3 separate regions of the Mus musculus genome follow, and regions 1 and 2 are each linked to region 3. Evidence: chromatin loops called from intact Hi-C (ENCODE). Cell type or tissue: left cerebral cortex. All regions are shown on one strand.

Region 1 (8,000 bases), 60 kb before region 3:
TCCTTTCCCACATGTTTGTGGGAAACACATGTTTGATTTTTCTCTGGAACCCTCTTATTTTTTTCCTGGGACCATTTCTGTGGCCACAGGCTTAAAGCTATCCACTGGAGCCTGGTGGGCTCAGTTTCAGTTACACAACGGAAATAAATGACTACCTTTTACCCAGGATCCATCTGTTGACTGGATGGATCCAGTGGGGGGATGGGAGGATCTATGAACCTATTCCTGATTGCCTGTGGGCCATCCTAGGGCAACCACGGCTGCTTAGGGACCATGTTTATAATGTCTGAGTTATACCCCAAAGAGAACATCTCACATCTTGATTTTCTGTTTTCTGGTTCTCGTTCTCTCTCTCTCTCTCTCTCTCTCTCTCTCTCTCTCTCTCTCTCTCTCTCTCTCTCTCTCTAGCTTTATCCTGGGACTTAGAGGGAGTGGTTTAAATGTCCTATTAGGGCTGAGCACTAAACTACCCTGTATTCTAAGCATCTTAATCATCATGAGTCTCTTTATTCACTGCTGTTGGTTGCAAAGACTACTTTCTCAGATCAAAGCTGAGAAGAGTAGTTGTCTCTTGGCATAGACATAAACATTTAGGCAGGGGTTTGGTGCTGTGCCCATTTACCAAAGCCACAACAATAAGCTCCCCCTAGGGTCTGTGACATCCACAGCTATAACTTCTAGTGGGTTTACAGAATCATACATGGATTCCCTTCATGGAATGGACCTCAAGTACACTCTGAGAGTGGTTGATTGCCACCATAACAGCCATGCCACAATTGCACCAGTGAGCACTGCTTATGTGGTGCTGCAGTTCATAGAGTTTGCCACTCAGTATGACCATTGATGTCTTATTTGCCCCAGTAGGATGCACACCACCTTGCAGTACTATCAAAATCAGTACTAAGGAGGGAGCTTCCAGCACAGTGCCAGCCTTCTGTATATCTTACAGCCAAAACATGTGGTGTTTTCAACAGTAAGGTCTTATCATATAAGTATTATTATGGGTAAACAGCCCATAGTAATGGCAATAGCCTGTACTCTCCTGGGGACCTCTGGAGCCTCTTCTGATCAACAATTCACGGGGAGGTGTGGTGGTTTGAATATGCTTGGGAGTGGCACCATTAGAAGGCGTTGCCTTGTTGGAGTAGATGTGTCCCTTGTGGGGATAGGCTGTAAGACCCTTGTCCTAGCTTCCTGGAAGCCAGTCTTCTCCTAGCAGCCTTCAGACGAAGATGTAGAACTCTCAGCTCATCCTGCACGATGCCTGCCTGGATGCTGCCATGCTCCCACCTTAATGACAATGGACTGAAACTCTGAACCTGGAAACCAGCCCCAATTAAAAGTTGTCCTAGGAGTTGCCGTGGTCATGGTGTCTGTTCACAGCAGTAAACTTCCAACTAAGACAGGAGGTATCCTATACCAAGCACTGTGGCTTTGTTTAATAATACCAAGAGTTTTAAGAATGACATTATCCAGCAATACTGGACATCTCCCTCCTATTTTCTCACTAAGCCCTGCCCACTAGTGGCTAAATCTTGTCCACTCCAAGACTAGGCCCGCCCACTCTAAGAATAAGCCCCACCCACTTAAAGACTAAGTCTCACCCACTAATGGCCATGCCTCGCCCACTCTAAGACAAAGTCCCAGCCCATTAGTGACTAAAACTTGCCCACTAGTGATTAGGGCCCACATACTCTAACACCAAGTCCCACTCACTTGTGACTAAGCCCCACCCACTAGTGACTAAGCCCCACCCACTCTAAGGCTAAGCTCCTCCCACTATAGCCCTAAGTACTGCCCACTATTGGCTAAGCCCTGCCCACTAGTGACCAGACCACATCCACTCTTAGAATAAGCCATGCCCACTCTAAGACTAACTCCCCCCACTCTAATACTAAGCCCGCCCACTAGCAACAGCCCCGCCTACTTTAACACTAAGCCCCTCCCACTCTAACACTAAGTCCTGCCCACCCTAAGCCCCACCCACTCGAAGACTTAGTCCCGCCCACTAATGACTAAGCCCCACCAACTCTAAGACTAAGTCACTTATCTTTTTAATTGGTTTACATAGTAACTAATGGGGTTTCCATATGGCTTTTCCATATGTCCTTTGGTTAACTTCTGTCCTTGTCTCCCTTGTCTCTCCTATCTGCCACTGACTTCAATCCCAGCTTGAACCTTTACATATCTCCTGTTCTCCGTTCTACTTTCCTATTACCTCTGTTCTACGGCCTCTTCTCACCCAAGACACCCCACCCAGAGGCCCCTAGTCTCCTGGCTTCCATAGATATTCCAAACCAAACATATAAAACTAAAGATTTGAATCTAGGATCCACATATGGGAAAGAGCACATGGCATTTGTTTCTCTGAGCCTGAGTTACCTCATTTGGTATAATTATCTCCAATCCCCTCTGTTTGCCTGCAAAATTCTTAATTTCATTTTTCCTTACAGCTGAATGGAATTCCATTATGCGCATTCCACGTTTCCCTCCCCATTCACCCATCAGTTGATGAATACCTACGCTGCTTCCACGAGCTGGCTATTGTTAGAAAAAGCAGTGGGTGTGTACGAGCACGCGCCTCTACACTAGCAAGCAGAGTCCTTTGGATATATGCCTGGGAGTGGAATATCATGGAGTCACATGGTGGTCTATTCCAACTTTGTGAGGAATCTCCACACTGATTTCTATCTCGGCTACGCCAGCCTACACTCCCACCAACAGTGAATAACTCTGGACAGTTTGGAGGATTTTAGGTGAAGCCAAAGAATCAGGATGCCTCTTTGCAGGTGTTTACCTTGGTTTTTAGCCATAAGTGGTCAGATTTGGGCTCCCAAAGCGATCTGGGCTCTGTAGTGTGTGAGTTGACTGGGCACGGATCCAAACATAGTGACACAGATGCAGGCAAAGTAAATCTAGAGGCAGGAAAGGGATGAGGACTCACTCAAGGTTGTAGAATTGCGTAGACAAGTTTGCCGTAGTATGAGTAATAGCCCTAAAAAATGGTGAATGAGAAGAGAGACTTATTGGCTACATTGTTTCCTTCCACGAGTGAGTTTCCAACATCTCCTAGAATTCCTGAGGAGCTTCCAGTAGGCAGACACAGGCTGAAGAATGTGAACATTTTGGAGCATGTACTAAATGCCCCCACCTCGCTTAGTCATTGTGATCATCTGCTTGACAGAGACAGTGTGAGACAGGAAGGGTTTATTCTGATTCATTGTTTCAAGGAATCGGGCCCATGCAGGGCAGCGGGGATGATGGGGGCTGCTCTCCTGTGCTCTGTGAGCAGGAGGCAGAGGGAAGTAGAGTATGCTGGTGCTTGCTTCCTCTTCCTTTTTATGTTGCCTGGGTCCTAACCTGATGAGAGGATGCCACTCACATTCACAGTGAGTTTTCTTCTCTGTTGACCCTCCCCCCGCCCGCCCCCCTCACCGAAACTCTATGATAGACACACCCACAGGTCTGTGTTAGTCAAGCTTCTAAGTGATTCTCAATTCTGTCAAGTTGACAATCAGAATCAACCGTGACAGAGAACAAAGAGGCTAATTTAAACCACAAAGTTGTGGGAGGATACAGGGTCAAGTTCAGATCTCCACTTTTATCTGCTTTCCCACTGTAGGGAAAAAAGATAGCTTTCTTGAAATACGACTATATAAGAAGTATTTCGAGACAGTTGTAGAGACAGCATAGTTGTGAGGACCTGAATTCTGTCCTCAGGACCCATGTGTATGCTGGGCACAGCAGATCCTGCACCCATAACCACATCTCTAGGGAGGTGGAAACAGGTGGATGGGTCCCTGGGACTTACTAGCCATTCAGCTTACTCAGTGAATTTTAGGCCAGTGGGAGATCCTATCCAGTCAGACAGAAAGACAGACAGACAGAGATGAGATAGATAGATAGATAGATAGATAGATAGATAGATAAATAGATAGATATGATATAGATGATAGATGATATAAATATATAGATGATAGATAGAGATGATAGAGATGGTAGATGATATAGATATATAGATGATAGATAGATAGATAGATAGATAGATAGATAGATAGATAGATAGATAGATAGACAGATATGAATGATAGATTAGATAGATGGCTAATAGGTGATAGATGGATAGATAGATAGGTGATAGATAGGTAGATATATAGTGTCTTAGTCAGGGTTTCTATTCCTGCACAAACATCATGACCAGGAAGCAAGTTGGGGAGGAAAGGGTTTATTCAGCTTACACTTCCACATTGCTATTCATCACCAAAGGAAGTCAGGACTGGAATTCAAGCAGGTCAGGAAGCAGGAGCTGGTGTAGAGGCCATGGAGGGATGTTACATACTGGCTTGCTTCCCCTGGCTTGCTCAGCTTGCTTTCTTATAGAACTCAAGACCACTAGCCCAGAGATGGCACCACCCACAAGGGGCCCTCCCCCCTTGATCACTAATTGAGAAAATGCCTTGCAGCTGGATCTCATGGAGGCATTTCCCCAACTGAAGCTCTTTTCTCTGTGATAGCTCCAGCCTGTGTCAGGTTGACACAGAAAACCAGCCAGTACAGATAGATGGATGGATGGATGGATGGATGGATGGATGGATGGATGGATGGATGGATAGAATGTGAAAGATGTATGTCATCTACATAATGACACCTGAGATATGCTCTAGATCACTTTATATTGCATGTACACACACACACACACCCATGAGCCTGCATGTACACAAACATGTGCACATACACCTGTGCAAAAGATATGCAAGATAAACACTGTTGTCTGTGTTTCAGTCACACCATCATCCCTGCAACAATCACAGTAACCAAGAACAAATGAAATGCAATTGTGTGAACCCCGGCTGCAGAGTTACTCCTGAGAGCGTCGAGGAAGCATCTCCATGGAGAAAGGAAAGTTAAGGACTTAGTTCACTGGGTGAAACAGGAACAGTGGCTCCAGGGCAATGTTCGCAGGGAGGATGAAGAGACAGTGCGTCTGCCGTCTCTAGGAGTCTTTAGCTGTATTTCCTGGCTGAACACTAAGGCTGTTATCAGGGTTGGAACAACTGTCAACCAGCAATTATCAATCAACTCCAAGTGAAGGCAGAAGCTCGAATACTGAGGGAGACAGACATAGGTAACCCTCCATAGCTAGACACCTGAGTCCACTCAGACTCAGTGTCTCCAGCTGCTATAGGTGACCATTCATTCCAGATCAAGGTGGCCTGTCTTCTGGCTTCCCGGGGCCACTTCTTCCCACCTCTAGCGTAACTCAGGGAGCACTACCTTCTCAACTCTGTGCTATATGAAGGTCTTAGTCTTGTGCATCTTTGTATCCGACTCCCATGGACAGTAATAGACACATAATAGACACCCGAAAATGATCGCTAAAAATGGTGATTGCGTTTTCAAGCCTTTGAAACTGGTTTGTACCAAATCAGCATTTCTTAAATAACTCTCCCCCCACCCCACCCCCACCCCCGGAATGAGAGAATGCTAAGTAATTGGAGGGTAGTCGCAGCTGTTGTCACAATCTTGATGATTCCGTGTCTGGTTCATTCCATCTGGTTAATCAGACCACTCCACACTTCTGGCCACACGGGTTGAATCATGTTTGGGTCTGTGACCCAAGGTTGTTCATTAGTGAGAAATGTTGTCTTCCGATCTTAGTGTGTGAGCTCAAAATGTCACGGTCAAATGCAAACCCTAATGATAGTAGCAAACAGAAGATGGGTTCTGGTAGCTGAGGAGAAAGGAACAAAGGGAGATAACAACGGTACTACACACAAATGTAACAGACGTGCAGCTTGACCTTCATGTGGGTCCTGAACAACTGGAGCGGGGGCTACCCCAAAAGCTGTTGCCTGTCCACGGAATATGTTCTTCTAGCTGGGCTGCCTTGTCTGGCCTCAGTGGGAAAGGAGGCACCTAGCCCTGAATAGACTTGATATGCAGAGTGAGGGCACTAACCAGAGGGCCCTTTCCTGCTTAGAGGACAAGGGGAGAGAAGATGGAGGGAAAGATTGTGGGAAGGGGTGACAGGGATGGAGACAGTAAGTGGGATATAAAGTGAATAAGTAAAAATATAATATTTAGTAAGCTAGTTTTCAAGGCCAAATATGAAACAAACAAACAAACAAAAGAATGTGATTACAACCAGAATGGAGGAAGGAGGGGGGGTCTCAGGAGGGAGAGCAGATGGTATGATGGAAACCCAGACCCAGTTAACTGGGAGAGAATGCAATCCTAGGACTGAAAGCCACATGAACCAATTCGTTCTTGTTTAAACTAAATTCTTTTCTATGCAACTAAAATGTCACTACTGATAGGCTATAACTGCTCCTCAGAGAGGCACAAATAAAAGGCTCTGACAAGTCCTGCAATATGGAAGCTTGCTTTCTCTCTGTATATTGTTATTGTTGTCGTTGTTATCATTGTTTAGTCAAGTATCTCCCAAACATAGACACAAGGTCCCTTTTCACAGTGACAAATATTAATACCTGAAGGTCTACCAATTTTACACATTATGAGATATCCAAGGAAACATGTGTTATTTGGGGCTGAGAGAAGATATATTAAGTAGTCTATGCAGGCTTTGAACCCATGACCTAGGTCAGCTGAGTGGGGAGATCTGAGGGCTGAGTTAAGGAGTCCTCTGTCCCAGAACCATTCCTAAGCAATAACAGCCTTGCACTGGGATCAACTCCACCAGTTATTACTGCTATTTACTGAGAGCAGTGATTAAAACATTAATATCAATTAATACTAAATTAATATCAAATAACGGATTATGTCAGAACCAAGTTCTTTCCGTCGCAAGTCCTCATTTGAGAGCTTGTAAAGAATCTAAAAAGCACGGACGTGGCTGTGACTACTGCTGCGCCACTCTTCTAAGCATCCAGTCAAAGACCCTCCTCTCCTTACCCCCAGCCTATGCTCCCTTCTCCCTCAACCAACGTGTCTCTTGGGGGAATTGTAACATAGGCTGTCACCACTGAATTTTTGATAGTATGGTCTCCATAGATGTGCAACGAGAAGTGGAACCTCCAAGACATCCAAACCAGCTCTCCTCGGAAGCCCACTCTGAGGAAGGTGGGGCTGTGTGGTGATCGCAGGACGGAACAGGGCTGGATCCCTTGTGTCAATCATTGGTGTTTCCCTAACAACACCCCACTAAAGTGGGGATGAGAGAATGTATCTCGGAGAGTGAAGGGACCGGGGCGAGAAGTGGGGACTTCAGACCTTGCCTCTGTCACCTGCAAGCCTAATCTACCACGCATCTCTGGGTTTTAGTTTTCTCCTCAGGAAATTAGGGACGACAAAGCTTTCACTTTCCCCCTGACAAGACAAGGCGCACATTGCCACAGTGATTAAAAAAGCAATGTGAGTAGAAGCAGTTTTCAAACTCTCATGTAGCCTTAAACCACAAAGTGGCCACATGCTAGATTATTAATACTGGGTTGTTTGGAAAGGTCTACATTTTTTTTCTTTTCAAATAAAACACGATAAGTTTTTAAAGTCAGCTATAAAACTGGCATTAAAACATACTGTTTACATAAAATATCCAAATGTGTGTTTCTGCATAGAAAATAAATGTGTTTTCCAAATTACTAGCAGTGGAAAGTGGTTTTTAACCTTTTCCAATTTGTTCTTTTATGCTATTCAAATTTTTATAACGGACACGAATTGTCAGTATGGTATTTAGAAAGGAAAAAAAATACCTCTTTTCATTTTCGTATGGCAGACGAAGACATAATTTGCTCAGATCACCCTTCAAAAGTGACCCTCCACCCTGCTGTGAGGAAGTGGGGAGAGCCTGTGCTCTCCCTCAGAACTACAGCTTTATTCAGTGTGAAATATTAACTGCGAGGACATTGATGGCACACCATGTTTGATCTATACACACCCTGTAAAAGAGATCCCACCAAGCTAATTAGCATACCCATCTCCTGATAAGCCATATGCCACCCTATCATTGAACCTTAAAAATAAAATCTATTTTTTACCAATTT
Region 2 (8,000 bases), 440 kb before region 3:
TGGGTTCTGGGATCCAACTAAGGTCCACACATTTGCCAGATAAGCACTCTCTCAGCCGAGCTGCCTCCTCAGACCCTACTGAACTTTAGCTCCCGTGTCACTATTAGCTATAGGCTCCTCCTCTGCGGGGCTCTCATTCTGGTGGGAGACAGCAGGCGGGGACTGCCCTTTGGGTGCATTTTCAAGCTGTGATAAATATTCAGAAGAGTGCAGTGTGCACAACATTACCAGTGCCCTGACGGCGACAGGTAAGTGTCTCTCGAACAACAGGTGTCGTATGAATGGCTGGTAGTATTATCATATAATGAGTCTTCTAAAACCTTTCCGTAGCAATTATTGCCGAGACTTTATTGAGCGCTTTATGTGACCCAGCCACTATGCTGAGTACCACAAGATGATTATCTCTCGTGCTAGATGCGGATGCTGAGGCTGGCTCTCCCTGTCTCCTAGGAAATAGCCCAATAGGTAGTTGGGTATTTGAACCTTCCCTGCCACCCCCAGGTAGGGTTTCACTATATAGTTTGGACTCATCTCATCACGCATGATCCTCCTGCCTTAGCCTCCTGTGTGCTTGGGTGACAGGCATAGCAGCTTTACCCTTCCTTGCATGGGCTCTCCTTTCCTAGGGGTCCCCTGTTCCTCATCTTCTCGGGTTGGATGATGTGTTTCATTCCAGGCTTGTGGCAGCTGCTCCATCACTTTGCCCATTCTGCAGCCCTGTGGACATCTGCCGAATGTGTTGTCCTATAGATGCTGCTGCCTTTCCGAGAGCCTTGGTCCCCCTACTCCCCAGAATCCTGTCCAAAACTGGCTGCAGATGAGGTGCTCAGTAAAGAACACCTGCCAATGCTCTGTGCGAATGCATTGTGTCTGTAGGGAAGACGCTTTGTCTCCAACAGGCAGAGTGGATTAGAAAGGGGGTTTCTTTTGGACCCAGTGTGAATGAAAACCCAGAAGGTCTTCTAATTCTGACTTGCAATGAGCAGTGTGGCCCGTTAGCTAGCTACTCAACCGCTTGCCCTTGCTAGATGGCACAGACAGCTCTGAGTCCATTTCTAAGGTCTGTCTAGACTTCCTCTTCCTCCTGTCTTCTCAAGTGTGGGTGATACCCCTTGTGTGCATCCCCCAGGACCTTCTGAGGGCAAGAGATGGCTTCTGTGGGCATGGTGACTGTCTTAGCTAGCGTTCTGTTGCTGAGATAAACACCCTGATCAGAAGCAGCTTGGAGAGGACAGGGTCTATCGTCTCTCGGAGACCACAGTCCTTCAATTTTTCAACTCCGTAGTCACAGAGTTGTGTGACCAACATGAAAATCTATGTCTAGGACATTTTGTCAACCAAAGAGACCACATACTTATTCTCAACTACACCTACTTCACACTCCATAAATTTGCTTTCTGTATCAGGGCTTGACACTTCTTGACATTTTATGAGAACAGAACGGAGGAAATGTATAGCCTTTCATTGCTGGATTATTTCTTTTAGCATAGTCTATTCATACTGATCACAAATAAGTACTTTATTCTTTTTGAGAGCTGACTAATATTCCATCTGACCTGTATACCCATCAGTTGACTAATATTTGGGTTTTTTCCAACATCATTCCTCCTGAAAGAGGAGTGACATTAAGTTCTGAGTTTTAAATATGTCTTATTCCTTGCCCAGGGATGGAGGGGGGTCCTGTCTGTTATGTTGGAGTGTCTCTGATGAGCATGATTCCTGGAGCAGAGCTGGTGTCTACCAGTTGGCTTTGTGCAGAAGAACACATCTGTCAATGCCTGCTGTAATAAATGGTGCCAGTCAGGCATCCGCTGCTCTCCTAGGCCTCCCGTTCACAGGATAGAACAAAATGGCGGTATTTTGGGTAAAAGAAAACACCATGAACTACTTTGGACTCGCTTCTTTTTGCTCATCTTGGTGTGTCTAGGAACTTTTAATTTAGCACCATGAGGGCTGGGAAAGATGGCTTAGCAAGCAAAAAACACTGAAGACCAGACTTCCATTCTTAGAACTCAGCTTGGTGGCTTGCATATGTCACCCCAGCCAAGATGGGAGAAGAGATAGAAGGACTGGCTAGAAGCTCATGAACGTACCATAGGGACAGAGTCAAGAGAGACTCTGCCTCAAAGTAAGATAGGAGGAAAGAACTGACACATAAAGAGTTGTCCTCTGGTCTTCACAAATGCACCGTGGAATGTGTATAGCTTTGTATGCAAATACCCACCACACACACAGACACACACACCATACCACATTTATACCCACATACATGCAAATACACACATACCACACAAATACTCCCATGCACACATACACTCTACACATATAACACATACATTCTCTCATATACACACCACACACAAACATACACCACACATATTCTCTCTCTCTCTCTCTCTCTCTCACACACACATACACACACACACACACACACACACACACACACACACCATACATACACACTACACACAATGCATACACTCTCTTTCACACACATACCACACATATATTCATGCACACATACACACTCACATGTACATAAATACATGTAACCAGCTGTCTGGAAGCCATTGCTATCATGCTCTCCCCACCATGGCGGGCTCTGAACAGTGAGTCCGAATAAGCCCTTCCTTCCTTAAATTACCTTGGGCAGACATTTTGTGCAGCAGGATGGAAATAAGTTACACAGAGAGAATAGTTTAAGATGAGGCTGGTCTGGGATGTACCATCTCTGTCTCTGTCGACTCTGGCACAGAGTACGAACGTGTTTGCTCTGTATCTATTCTGAATTCATAACCTATACATCTGGGGAAAGGCTATGACTCAGGCCATAACTATCCTTCTGTTTTTGGAACCTACAAGAGTTGAGTTGTTGCCCGGCAGTGGTGGTGCACGCCTTTAATCCCAACACTTGGGAGGCAGAGGCAGGCAGATTTCTGAGTTCGAGGCCAGCCTGGTCTACAGAGTGAGTTCCAGGACAGCCAAGGCTATACAGAGAAACCCTGTCTTCAAAACAAAACAAAACAAAACAAAACAAAAAACAGAGTTGAGTTGTTTTTTAAAAAAATCTATTTACTTGAATTTGGTGTGTATAACTGTTTTGCCTACTTGCATGTATGAACACGATGTAGGTGTTGAGAGCTGAACCATGGTCCCTTCCCAAGAGCAGGAAGTGTTCCTAACCTCTGAGCCATCTTTCTAGTTCTCTCCCTGTTTGCCTCACGGTGTCCTGGTTTCTTCTACCATCTGCAAGATGGGGCCCATTTGTTTAACCAAGCCATTATTTGACTGGATGCTGCACTGGCAGTTGTTCAACTCGAAGGGGCCCCTTCCAAAGGCCACGGTGTGCAAAGGCTGGCTTGGAGCCCACAGAGGCAGACTCGCTGCACTGCCAACTCCCCCTCCATCAGGGTAGCTCAGAACCCAGATGGTGGCCTCCAGAGGGACACCGCTAGGACAGATTTGCTTCCAGCAGGCGGATGGCTTTAGCTTCAGGAAACAGAGTAGATTTTCAGAGGAAGCCAGGGAGAGCAGATCTGGTTCCAGGAAGGGGTGTTGCCTCAGGCGCTCCCATGGAAAAGAAAAAAAATGGAGAAGCGGCAGATGGGGACTGTTGGCCGGGAAATGACGGTGCTCGTTCAATTAAAATATCAAATGAAGAAGTAATAGGAACAGGGTGTTTAGTAGTGGGCTTCTGATGGCTCAAACCAGGCTGACAGAGGCAGACGATCAAAGTTGCATCATCACAGGCACAGAAGAGATAGGTGGTCATGAAAGTTTCTGCCGCTTAAAATAGCCTCTCCCTTCTTCACTCTTTCAAAGCACCGAAGCATTGATGTCAGTTTAGCAGGTCAGTAGCTATTTATAACCACCACCTAAAGAACTTTCAAACACTATGCAAAGTCTAGAATAGTTCTTCTGTTTAGATTCCTCAGTTTCGAAGCCCTGTGAGTTCCATCCAGACTTGTGTGTGTGTGTGTGTGTGTGTGTGTGTGGTTCTGCTCAGTTTCTTCCAAGGAGAAGATGGAATGTGAGTTCCTGAGTGGCAAGGGCTGAAGGAGAGAGAGCAGCCAGTCAGCCCTTCTCGTACTCATTCTGCCTTTGAGAGAGGGTATTCGGTGGGCTCAGTGGGTCTCTTCCTCAGGACTCTTCTGATTCCTGAATAGAAATAAAGTCACGTGGCTGTGTTTAACAGCAAACTCTCATAGACCCCAGAGCATCATGGGATTGGATTATGGTAAGGCAGCCTTTTTTTTTTTTTTTTTTTTTTTTTTTTTTTTTTGGTGATCTCTATACTTCCCACGATGCTCTCTGAAGTGGAAACTTAAGGGTTTTTTTTGGAGAGTCAGTTGTACTGGATGGTATTTTCCTGGGGCAAACGTGATGTGAAGGAGTGTTTTCCTGAGGTGGATACGGCTGAAAGGCTAAGGCAGACTCATGAAGGAATGTTTCACTGAAGCAGACACAAGGAGAGAAGATGTTCTGCTTATGCAAGCATGTGAAAGGACGTGTGATGAAGGATTCTTTCCTGACAACACCCATGTCTTGGTCTTCCATAGACTGTGTAGTTGAACTCCATTTGTTGGGGCTCCATGGACTGGGGCTGATTGGAAGCACACGCTGAGGCAAGATCTGTGTTGAGGCAAAGCACATGGAGGACACGTGATGTCTGGAGGGTATACATAGAACTTGATGGAGTGATGGAGACGGAGCTTGGCTTGTTGGTACAACTAGCTGTGCAGTGCTTACAGGTCTCATGGCTTCGCTGATCTTAGCTTCCCTGAGAGAGGCACAGCCAAGCACTTCTCCTGGTGTTCCTTCTGGTCCCTCCTGCTGACTCAAGCCTAGGCTGAGGCCTGGCTGTCTCTGCTAGGCCATGTCACTGCTATTGCGGACCTGACTCTACCGAACTGGACTGCTGGTGTATCCATGAGGTGTTTGTGAGTGGATCAAGCTGCTGACCTGTGAACTGAACTACTGATTTCCAGAAAACACAGACAGGAGTTGCTCTAAAGAATCATTCTAAACAGGTCCACTTCCCCCCCCCCCCCACCCCAAACTTCCTTTCCTACTACCTCTGGTGGGTGGTGAGCTACAAGGGAGATTAAAGTGTTTAAGAACCTTCATAAGAATAGGATTTGAAAAAAAATTAAAGTTACACCTCTCTGCAGAGTAACTTCCTCTGCCCCTTTCCATTTTCTTCTCCCATTGTAAGAAGGAACCAAACTGAAGGCATTTTTACTCAAACTTCCATTTTGAATAGAGGAACAAATGAAGTTTCAGTTCTCAAGACCTCCCTGGATGACTTTCATCCTGGTTGGCAAGTTCAGACATGAATGTTGTGTAAGTTGCTCCAAGACAATTGAGTAAACCAACCATTGAGAATGGGAAGATCTGCCCACTTTGGGTGGCACCATTCCCCAGGAAGAGAAATTTAGAGCAGAGTAGCAGCCTGATTCTCCACTCTCTACTTCCTGATTATGGATGCCATGTACCGCAGAAGAAAACATCCCCTGGAAAGCTACCTATCCCTGAAAAATGTAACTGTAACTTGGCACAGATATTTGTGGTTTTCAGGCATAAGAACTCTGGAACATTCTGGCTTGGGGTCACAGTTCAGCTTTGGAGTCTCTTCTGTGTCCTCGATTGATCTCGAGTGTCTTAATTACAATAAAGTTTTGCTTTCTGTATTGACTTGGTGTTTGAGTTGTGTTGGCTTTAAGTGGACCCAATCACACTTTGATTTCTTTGTGGCTTGGACTGTTGGAAAGCCAATACAGACAGCCTCTGAGGCACTGTGCATTCCCTCACAATGACTTCTGTCTCTGTGGCAGGAACTGGACGGCAGTTAGCGGGGAGTCTCACTTCTCACCAATTTAAAACTTGTGTAAGGCTTAAGTTCCTGCCTTTGCTTACAAGGTTTTTATGTGAAATGAGCATTCACCAGGAGTGCCTTTGTGAGAGAGGCTTCCAGAAGATGTTCCCCAAGTTCTCATTAGCATATGCTAATTATGCATAATAACGAATTTCATTACATCATCATCCTACCTGGGTATAATGCATTTGATTTTGATTACATTAGCTCCTAATTACCCTCTGGTGCCTCTTCCACTTTCTCTGGTTTCCATCCTTTCCCAACTAACCCCCTTCTCTGTGTGTCTTGAACATGTATGTGTGCATATGCATGCCTGTGTGTGTTTGTGTGTATGGAGGCCAGAGGATAGCCTTAGCTGTCATTCCTTAGCTGCTTTCCACATTGTTTTCTGAGACATGGTATGTTGGCTTGAGTGAGAATGTTCCCCATAGGCTTATATGTTTAAGTATTTGGTCTCTAGTTGGTAGAATTATTTGGGAAGGACTAGGAGGTGTGGCCTTGTTACAGGAAGTGCCATCAATGGTTGCAAAAGACTCATGACATTCCTAGTGTACCTCTTTGCCTTCTGCTTGCCGAAGATATGGGCTCTAGGCTGTCTACAATCATGAAATGTTTTGTTTTGTAAGTTGCCTTGGTCATGATGTTTTCATAGCAATAGAGAAATGACTAATACCAGGGCCTCTCACTGACCTGGAACTCATGGATTTGGTTAGTCTGGCTGGCCAGTGAGCCCTAGGGATCCACATGACTTCCTCAGCTGTGGAAGTAAAAGTTTATATAATCTTGCCTGCGGGAAAACAATTTTTAAAAATAAAGTATTCTTTGTGGCTGGAGAAACATATTGTTAACTGCTGTCCACTCTGACCAAGGCTGAGAGCATCACCAGTCTATGTGTGAAAGCACGGGGCTATAGAATGTAGTCTGACACCATGTACATTTAACAGAACAACAGGAATCTGTGCCCCCCAGATTTTGTGGCCATTCCAGGTTTACAATGCAAGGCATGGGTTTCCTATTTGTGAGGCAAGCTTCAAATTCCACCAGAGAGTGGCTGGTTACCCTCACAAAAGCCATGGTACCACCACACTAGTGGCCACATCTTTCCTGGAGGTCAGTGCTGGTAATCTGTAGGATCCACCTCTGGGAAGACCTGAGGGTGACATTCTGTCAGCCTGAGTTTTCTAGGACTATGAAAACTAGCAGGCAGGAAGGAAGGTTCTAGCTCAGCGTCAGCCTGATCTTGCATCCAGATTGGGTGGTGACTTTAGCAGCTGATCTTTCCGCCTAGCTTTGGTGTTCCTTGGCTTTCCCTACACTCCAATAAACATGGATTCTGAGGGTGAACTCACATCTTGGTGCTTGCAGGACAAGCTCTACTCACTGAGCCATCTCCCCAGCCCAAGTGTTTGCTGTTGTTGGTCATTTCGGGCCTGTGTATTTCTCTTTTTTTTTTTCCCCTTGTGGTGTGTATTAGTCAGGGTTCTCTAGAGTCACAGAACTTATGGACAGTCTCTAGACAGTAAAGGAATTTATTGATGACTTACAGTTGGCAGCCCAATTCCTTACAATTGTTCAGTCGCAGCTGTGAATGGAAGTCCAAGGATCTAGCAGTTACTCAGTCTCACGCAGCAAGCAGGCGAAGGAGCAAGAGCTCGAGCTAGACTCCCTTCTTCCAATGTCCTTATATTGTCTCCAGCAGAAGGTGTAGCCCAGATTAAAGGTGTGTTCCACCACACCTTTAATCCCAGATGAAAGGTGTAGCCCAGATTAAAGGTGTGTTCCTTAAACTCGGAGATTCAATCTTCTGGAATCCATAGCCACTATGGCTCAAGATCTTCAAACCAAGATCCAGATAAGGATCTCCAAGCCTCCAGATGAGGATCACTGGTGAGCCTTCCAATTCCGGATTGTAGTTCATTTCAAATATTGTCAAGTTGACAACCAGGAATAGCCACTACATGGTGCATGATGGTTTCCTAATCCATTTATGTCCTTGGGCATTTTTGATGGTGGTTGCGTTGACAGGAAAAGGCTGCATGGAGCTAGGTAGTGGCCAGCTGTTGATGAGGACCTGTTTCAGGCAATGGAATCGGGGTCAAGGGGGCATCTGGGTAGTTGTCCAGGC
Region 3 (8,000 bases):
ACCTCCTCCCCATGTATTAAAGGCCTGGTCACCAGTGGAATGATGGTAGGTTGCTGCAGATGAGCCCTTCAAAAGATGACTGGGATCTGGGATTCTTCTTTTTCTTCTTCTTTTTCTTCTTCTTTTTCTTCTTCTTCTTCTTCTTCTTCTTCTTCTTCTTCTTCTTCTTCTTCTTCTTCTTCTTCTTCTTCTTCTTCTTCTTCTTCTCCCTCTCCCTCTCCCTCTCCCTCTCCCTCTCCCTCTCCCTCTCCCCCCCTCCTCCTCCTCCTCCTCCTCCTCCCCCCTTTCTTTCTCCTCCTTCACGTGCATGTGCGTGTGTCTCTCTGTGTGTATGTGTGCGCGAGTGCGTGTGGGTTTTGTCTTTTCTTGTGATGCTGACAATGGAGGTCATCACCACATCTGCAAACCGGCGATGTTTAAAGCTATCACATATTTTCTGTGTATTAAAAAGAACACAAGTGCATGGTGTAAGGCAAACAGTTTGCTCTGCTCCAGCACCTGATGTCTTTTTCACCATGGATTTCAAAGCAATCACACCAATCAACCATGGACTGAAAACTCTAAAACCACAAGCACAAACAAACCTTTCTTTTAAAATTGGTTGTATTAGTCATTTTGTCACAGTGCTGGGATGCTGACGACAAAGTCAAATAAGGCCCATTTGCTGTGGATGAAGACACACCCTGCAGGCATCCCATCTGTAGTGTTCACTTGCTGCCCCTCTCTGTTCTGTTCTCATTCCTGCTGCTATGACAAAACACTTTGATATAAAACAGCTTGGGGCAGAAAGGGTTTATTTGATGTACAATTCCATGTCACTATCTTCGAGAGAAATCAGAGCAAGGACTCAAGAAGGAGCTGAAGCAGAAACCACAGTGGAAAGCTGCTAACTGGCTCACAGGCTCAAGCTCAGCTTGTCCCACCTGCGTGGGCAATGGCACCTCCCACAGAGGGCTGCATGGGGAATGGCACCGCCCACAGAGGACTGCATGGGGAACGTCACTGTCCACAGAGGGCTGCATGGGGGAATGGTACCGCCCACAGAGGGCTGGTCCCTCCTACATCCACTAGGAATCAGGACATAGCTCCACAGACACCTCATGGACCAATCAGTTCTGGGCACTTCCTTCATTGAGGTTTCCTCTTCACAGATGCCTCAACATTGTGTCACAAAACTAAGGGTAACCAGGACCCCTCCCCACTGTGCACAGCCATCCCTCTGTCTCCTTTACTGTTTGTGAGAAATTTCACTGTTCTGTCATCTGCGCTCTGCTGTGGTTTGACAGGAAAGTTTCCCTGCATTTTCCTCTATCCTGGGAAGTATTGTAAGAGCTTAATCAAATTTAAATTTAAAATAAATTCCACCACAGTGTGAGTAACATGTGGGTTTTGTCTTTTCTTGTGATGCTGACAACGGAGGTCATCACCACGTCTGCAAACCAGCGATGTTTAAAGCTATCAGTTATTTTCTGTGTATTATAAAGAACTTTTCCAGACAGAAATATCCCTCATTGTTGAATAGGCAGCTCAAGAAGAAGCAGTCCACCAACGGATAAATAGGGCTCAAGGAGATGGCTCAGTTGGCAAAGTGGTTGCCATGCTTCAAGTGTAAGCTTGAAGACCGAAGTTCAATCCTCGGAACCTACTTCAGAAAAGCCGAGTGTGAGATGAGCTCATGTGGTACCACCATAGACAAAACGGAAACAGACAGAATTTCAGGTCCCCCGTGCGCAGGGTGGGCTATTTGGAGAGTTACAGGCCAGTGAGTCACCCCTGCTAGTAAACAAACAAACAAACAAACAAACACAGTAAAAAGATTGATGTCATCTAAGGAGTGACATCTGAGGTTGCTTTTGACCGCCGCATGTTACATGCACACAAGCAATACACACACACGCACACACATACACACACGAATGTGCATACATATACACATGCACAGAAAGTAGAAGCTTAACCCATTCCACTGATTTCTTAGTTTGTAAAATAACAAGTGAGATGCTGCCCTCCTTCAGGGTGCTTTGTTCATCTTCATGAGGAATTCGTGGGTGTAAGCAGAGTCCCTTTTGCCCCATCTGTCCTTCCACAACTGAAAAGATACCACCATCGGGGACAGAAGCATCCTGAAGGAGTGGATGGAAGTAGATTTTTATACAAAGAGTGCCAGTTTTAACTTACCCGGGAACTCTATCCAGAAGTGGGTTTTGGGAAGGATTCTGAGGTCTGGTCCCAGGAGTTCGAGTCAGAATTAGCAATGTCTTCCAGCGATGGCACACAGAGGGTAAATACCAGTTGTGTCACGGGTGTGTGCTCACTGTTCACTAACCAACACGCTGATGTGTATCAGCTCTTGGCATAGCCCCTGGGGAGGCAGCAAGCAGGCACACTGTGAGGGAGACAGAGATGGCTCTACTGTATACAATGACAAAGGAATGAGGCTTTGAGTTCTATCAGAGAAACCAGCCCTAATGTTTAAATCATGTAACCCTCACAAGAATCATGTGAAATATGTTTTAATGTCTCCATTTAGGATGGGGAGGGTAGAAAAATTGAGGCAGGAGTTAGTTCCTTGCCTAAGGTCATCTGCCTAAAAAGTAGCAGATCTGTGCACCACGCCCAGCTCCATCTGATTCTAGAGGCTGTGCTTTTAGCCTCTGATAATAATTGATTTTCTTTACTAAACTAGTTTCCATAGACTGCTTTGTAGCCTGCCCGTCCAGTTGACTCTGTTAATCCCCGAAGCCAGTCTATTTAAACCCAGAATATTCGGTCTTTGTGAAATACCATGCAAGGCTGCTCTGGTGATACTGGGTTATCACCCAAGAAATGTAATGTAAGATATTGAAATGGAAGCTTTGGCAAGAAGGGAGAGTTCTTCCTTGTGTACTCGACTGGACTTGAAGCACTGTGGAAATGTATCTCTCTTTCTATAAAGATGTTTCCAGAAAGTTAACTGACAAGGGAAGACCCACTTTTGTGGGACTGTGACACCAGACAGAAGAACTGGTAAGGTTGAGCAAGCTGCAAACCCCAGGAAACCTCAGAATTGAGAAGATGTGAGGCCAGCTCCCTGCCAAACTACCTGATCTGGAACATGTAACCATGATGCCCCACTGAGAGGACCTTGAGAATCGGTCATGTAGCATAAAAACCCGGAGTTCTCCATGCTAATGAGGTATTTAAATAGGTCAGGTGTGTTTAGCCAGTGAGCTTCCCTTCCTGGACATTTCTTCCTGCAAAAAGTATTTAATCCCTCCTTCACCCCGAGTAAGATGTATACGTTCACATCCGCCGTCAAATAAAGCAGTTTGGACAAGCAAGGTCCTTCATCGAGATTGCCCAGGGCTGAGGAGGGGGAGGTCTTGGTCACAAAGACTCGCACCTAAATCTCCCAGAGAAGGCCTTCTCTCTTCCAACCCATCCGGACTCTTGGCATTCACTCAAAACCAAACCGGATTCCACCCCTGTCCTGGTACCCATGGACCCCTGTTCCCAACTCCCCGAGGTCTGATGCAACTCTGAGAACACAGCAGATAGGGAACCACAGCATCCGTCCCAAACCCCACAGCATCCGTCCCAAACCCCACAGCATCTGTCCCAAACCCCGCTGTTTCACATCCTCATCTGGGAAATCACAGGCTGGGAGCCCTATTACTGACAGTGTTCTGCCTCCCCAGAGTGGCTTTCAAGCGGCATTTGGGCATCCCAGCGGCGAGTCAGACAAATAGCCCGACACGCTTTGAGTAGAGATGGACCTGTTGTTCCAGATTTTGTAAAAAGGATCCAAAAAAGATGAGCGGCAACTTTCATCTCCCTCGGCTTCTTACCACGGTGTAACAGGACCATCAGGTTCCTATGCTTTCCCCGTCCCCAACCCACACGCCATGATGGACTCAATCAAACCCTGAGCCAGATAAAGCCTTCGTCCCCTAGTTTGCTTCTTATCAGGGATTTGCTCACAGTAACAAGACAATTACTAATACAACAACTGAGGTCACTCGCTGAAAGTCTGGGTGCTAAGCCCTGAGCTTGTTCGAGGAGGCACACAACTTGGAAACCACAGCACTGTCTGCTTCGAAGCATGGGCTCATTGGCATCTTGTAGACTTTGCCTAGCTCCAGTCTTGTATGCCTCTTATTCCCAGAGTGCTCTCCCAGACCTGATTACTGTTTTTTTTTTCTCTCTCTTTAAATAGTCAAGGCTAAGAGGGAAGACAGCTCGATGGCTTTTAAAGTGACAGCCATCCAAGGGTTGCTAGGTCCTAGACGCAATCTAAGAATGAGGAATTTGAATGCAGGGGATCAGGACATGGAAAGTTCACTCCCTGGTTTACTTTCCTCTGTCCTCAAGTCTCCCAGCCCCAACCCCATCCCACCTCCTAATCTCTGCTACTCCCTTTAAAAGCCAACAAAATGCACTTCTAGTTACTGACCAGAAGGGGTCACTGCGGAGTGAGCGCTTGGCGCTCCTAAACCGGTACACAGCCATCACACACAGCCATCACACACAAACTCCTCCTGTAGCCTCTTCCAGGCCAACGCTCACTCCTTGTTCCTGTGTCCCGGCTTCTCTTGCCCCATCCTGTCCTCCTCTCCCCTACTCTGCTCCCCCCTCCGTGTACCTCCTATTCTCTTACAAAGGACTTACTTACAAAGTTCGCACTGATGTTGGGGGTGGGGGTGGGGGTGTCTTCGCTCCCCACTGCTACTAGGTCAACAAAAATTAGAGAATTTTTTCTGCCTTCAGGGTGGAACCCGGTGTCAGTGCTTGGAGGTTTGTAAGACTTAGCAGAAGCTCCTTGTAGGAGTTTCACTTTTAAACCCTGGCGGTAGGTGAAACTCCCAAGTATTAAAAGGCTCCAGAGGAGAAATGGGCTGGGGAAATCTCACTAAGATATCTTCCCTAAGAAGACCCTTACGGCAAAACGGGGAGACATTGTTGTCTACTGCCTGCGCATCTGGAGTTTGAGATTCTGAGTCTCTGCTGGGACTGGGAGAGTAGGGGGGAGGAAGAAGATGGAAAGACCAAAAAGTTACTTGTAATCCTCGGAAGCCCTCCCCCCCCTTCCCCCCTCAGTCTTTCTTTGCCAAATCGGACTGTTGTTTCACACCCAGGCTGCGGGTTCTCAGGGGGGTGGGGGAGGGGTGTTCTTTTGGAGGGCTTTGGCAGCGGGGACGCGAAGCAGGCCGGCTGCGAGGCACAAAAGAGATATCCTTTATAGCGCCGCAAGCACAGATGTGACGCTGCGCCCCTCTGCGGGTGGGGGCCGGCTCGACAGATGGCGAGAAACCGCGCTGGTGACGGATTGTCCGTCAAATGGCATTTTCGGGGTGGGGGGGTGGAAGAGCCCCCCAGGCGTAAAGAAAATCATAGGGGCACCCACACACACACACTTTGCAGACCTCGGCAGTCCATCCCAGAAGTGGGGTGGGTGAAGGCAGGTTGGCGTGGGTGGATAGGTGGGGCATTTTTTAGTAGCTCCCTCAATGGAAGATGCTCCCCAAGTCTTGCAAAAGGATAGGGAGGTGGCCCAGGCCCGGGAGTGCGCATGTAAGGGTTGAGGGGAAGGCCTGCGACGATGGAGGAAGGGTGAGGGCTAAGAGAAAGAATCTCCTTTTTGATTCTGTTTGAGGTGTTGGGGTCGCTTCTCAGAGGGGTCAGAGTCGCAACTCTGTGGCCACGGGGCCTTAGAGACAAGCGCTCGCCCCTCCCTTTCTCCTCCTCAGACCTGCGGGCTTTTGTTATGCAGATGGCGGCGGGAGGCTGAGCCAGAGAAGGAGGGGTTGCTGGGGAAGGAGGAGACGGAGAAGGGGAGGGAGGAAAGTACAGCTCGCGCGACCAGCCTCCCCTTCCAACGTCACATTGTGCAAGAGACAAAACCCGGGCGCGCCGGAGCTCACACGCGCACGCACGGCAGACGCCCCGGTCGCCTCCTCTCTGTTCTCTGCGCGGTAGAGAAAGCCGGCTAGCTTTGCTTCGCCGAAGACACGGAGCTCAGCCTGCTCCCAGCGCAGCTCAGAGCCAAGCCAAGAGGTGAACCCAGCCGGGGAACCACCTTCTTTCTCCGCTGCCTGCCTAACCCGAGACGTCCCGTTCTATCCCATCCCCCGCCCTGAACTCCGATCTCTCCCCACCCCACCCCTTGGGGGTTTCACGCGGACAGCGCCCCGGAGCCCAGGGCGTGTCATCGGGTTTGTAATCCACGTTTCAGCACTTCGGACAGCGCCCCAGGCTCCCGGGCTCCTTGGGCTTTCAGGATGGCTAGCCTGCAGCAGGGCGAGAAACAGCTGTTTGAGAAGTTCTGGAAAGGGACCTTCAAAGCAGTGGCCACTCCGCGTCCCGAGAGCATCATCGTCGCCAGTATCACAGCCCGCAAGCCGATGCCAAGGTAATGACCTCGTTCATGAGTTAGGGACACTGGGAGGTCCCCCCCCCTTTTCTTGCCTGTGCCCCAGAATCTTGACGGGTGGACGCAGGCAACTGGAACAGGGTGTCTGGACTAAGCCCGTCGTACCCGGTATCTCACGCCGGAACATGAGAAATTATCGCTTGTGTAAGGGAGAGGCTGTTGAAAAGGGACAGGAATTTTTTGACGGGGAACAACACTCCTACAGACTCCGCACCTCCTATGCAAACCCCCTTGCTTTCTTAGGGTGGGCGGTGTGGCTCGGGGTACGTACTTGACTGAAAACTTTTCGAGCTATCGCCAAGTGCATAGGTCAGGGGAGCAAAGCAGTGGTGGATTTGAGGTGTCAGGGGATGCTGTACAAGACATGAACTCAGCTCAGCCAGTGTTCAATACAAGCATTCTAACCCTTGGCCCAGAAACTAGCGGGTCTCTGAACATTTCAACAAAAGCCCATATGCTATTCCCTCAGATACGCTCGCTCCAAGCAGCACCCTCCTCCGTGTCTTAGCCTAAGCTGCTGCTCGTGTTGAATTCTTTCTTTTTCAGCACCCAAAACCAAAACTCTAAAGCTCAAAGTCAGCATGAAGATAATACTGAAAGTTTTACTTTATTTTATTTTTTAAGGATCTGGTGGCTTTGAACTTTGGAATGAGTTGGGGTGCTGGAGCAGTAGTTAAAAAAAAAGACAGGAGGGGAGAGGATGGGAAGAAATACAAAGGCAGGAGAAAAAGAAGACAAGAGGGGGTTGAGGGGGCACAGAGCCTTCCACAGCAGAGAAATACCCAATATTTTCCTAGATCGTTAGATTCAGAAGTCTTTGAGAGGGCTGTGCCCTCTGTCAGAGAAAATCAAGGCTGTATAAAAACTCATCTTTTGCTGCTGCTGGCTGAGCGGTTCTGAGAGTTAAAGGGACGATCTGGGGGGGGGGGCGCTCGCAGGATTGATTAATCCTGGCAGGCTGCATTAGGGACTAGATGGAAAACATGTCTGGGAAAAGAGCCTCTGACAGATGCCTCATCCAGCTCCAACTAACTCTGAACTTCCCAGCAAGTGTGGGGTCGACGAAGGCTGACTGGAGAAATAGATCCGAGAAGAGTAAGCCCACATCCAGGAACTTTTCTTTGTTCTGACTGATGCTCAAGCAGGTCTTTTAAACAAATGGAGCATCCAGTGTGGGGGGAATGGGTAGACAGGAAGCAAGAAGGACCAGCAGAATGGAGATCCTATAAGCAGAGTAGACATGTGAGTGGAGGTGGGGGGTGGGGGGGAGAAACCCACTGATTCCGGCTGGAGAGGTAGGGGGGTCTAGGGGTACATGTGACACCAGATGTCATTAGAGCTGGCACTGTCTGCTTGCTCAGAGGTTTTTGGTGGAGAGTTTGACGTCAGCGCTTTTACGTCCCTGGTCTTCTGCCACCGGCTTCACCTCCCTGCATCTACTGTTGGCACGGCAGTGCTACAGTGGCCAGAGAAAATGGCCTTGCAGGTGGGACCGGGGGAAATTTGTCTGGTGGCAGAAGTGTTTGGTCCATGATCTTCTATTTTATGGGCACATGGGCAGGAAATCAGGTTCTTGCTGTTGTTTTCATTT

Evidence for each region. A loop is a pair of places that touch in the nucleus more often than their neighbours do. Peaks named below come from ENCODE experiments on the same cell type or tissue, not always from the same donor. Only the 100,000 strongest peaks of a DNase experiment are listed, where the experiment ranks them.
Region 1: it touches region 3 in a loop (2.8-fold over the local background); 4 of 42 quality-filtered maps call a loop at or near these places.
Region 2: it touches region 3 in a loop (2.6-fold over the local background); 3 of 42 quality-filtered maps call a loop at or near these places.

Annotation. Positions count from the first base shown.
Region 1 is chr5:116,649,808-116,657,807 of GRCm38, reverse strand. No RefSeq gene overlaps it. Among named protein-coding and RNA genes, the nearest start is that of Srrm4, 62 kb to the right of the region's middle. In left cerebral cortex, no CTCF peak of the experiment used is centred here; DNase peaks (open chromatin) are centred at 2,641, 2,868 and 3,115.
Region 2 is chr5:117,027,781-117,035,780 of GRCm38, reverse strand. No RefSeq gene overlaps it. Among named protein-coding and RNA genes, the nearest start is that of Gm30028, 14 kb to the right of the region's middle. In left cerebral cortex, a CTCF peak has its summit at 3,426; DNase peaks (open chromatin) are centred at 3,478 and 3,936.
Region 3 is chr5:116,589,722-116,597,721 of GRCm38, reverse strand. Srrm4 (serine/arginine repetitive matrix 4) reads left to right here and starts at 5,905. Exons shown (of 13, transcript NM_026886.3): 1 at 5,905-6,388. The coding sequence starts at 6,258. In left cerebral cortex, a CTCF peak has its summit at 4,441 (motif pointing right); DNase peaks (open chromatin) are centred at 6,630, 6,850, 7,544, 7,838 and 4 more places; H3K4me3 peaks cover 3,552 bases; H3K27ac peaks cover 2,397 bases.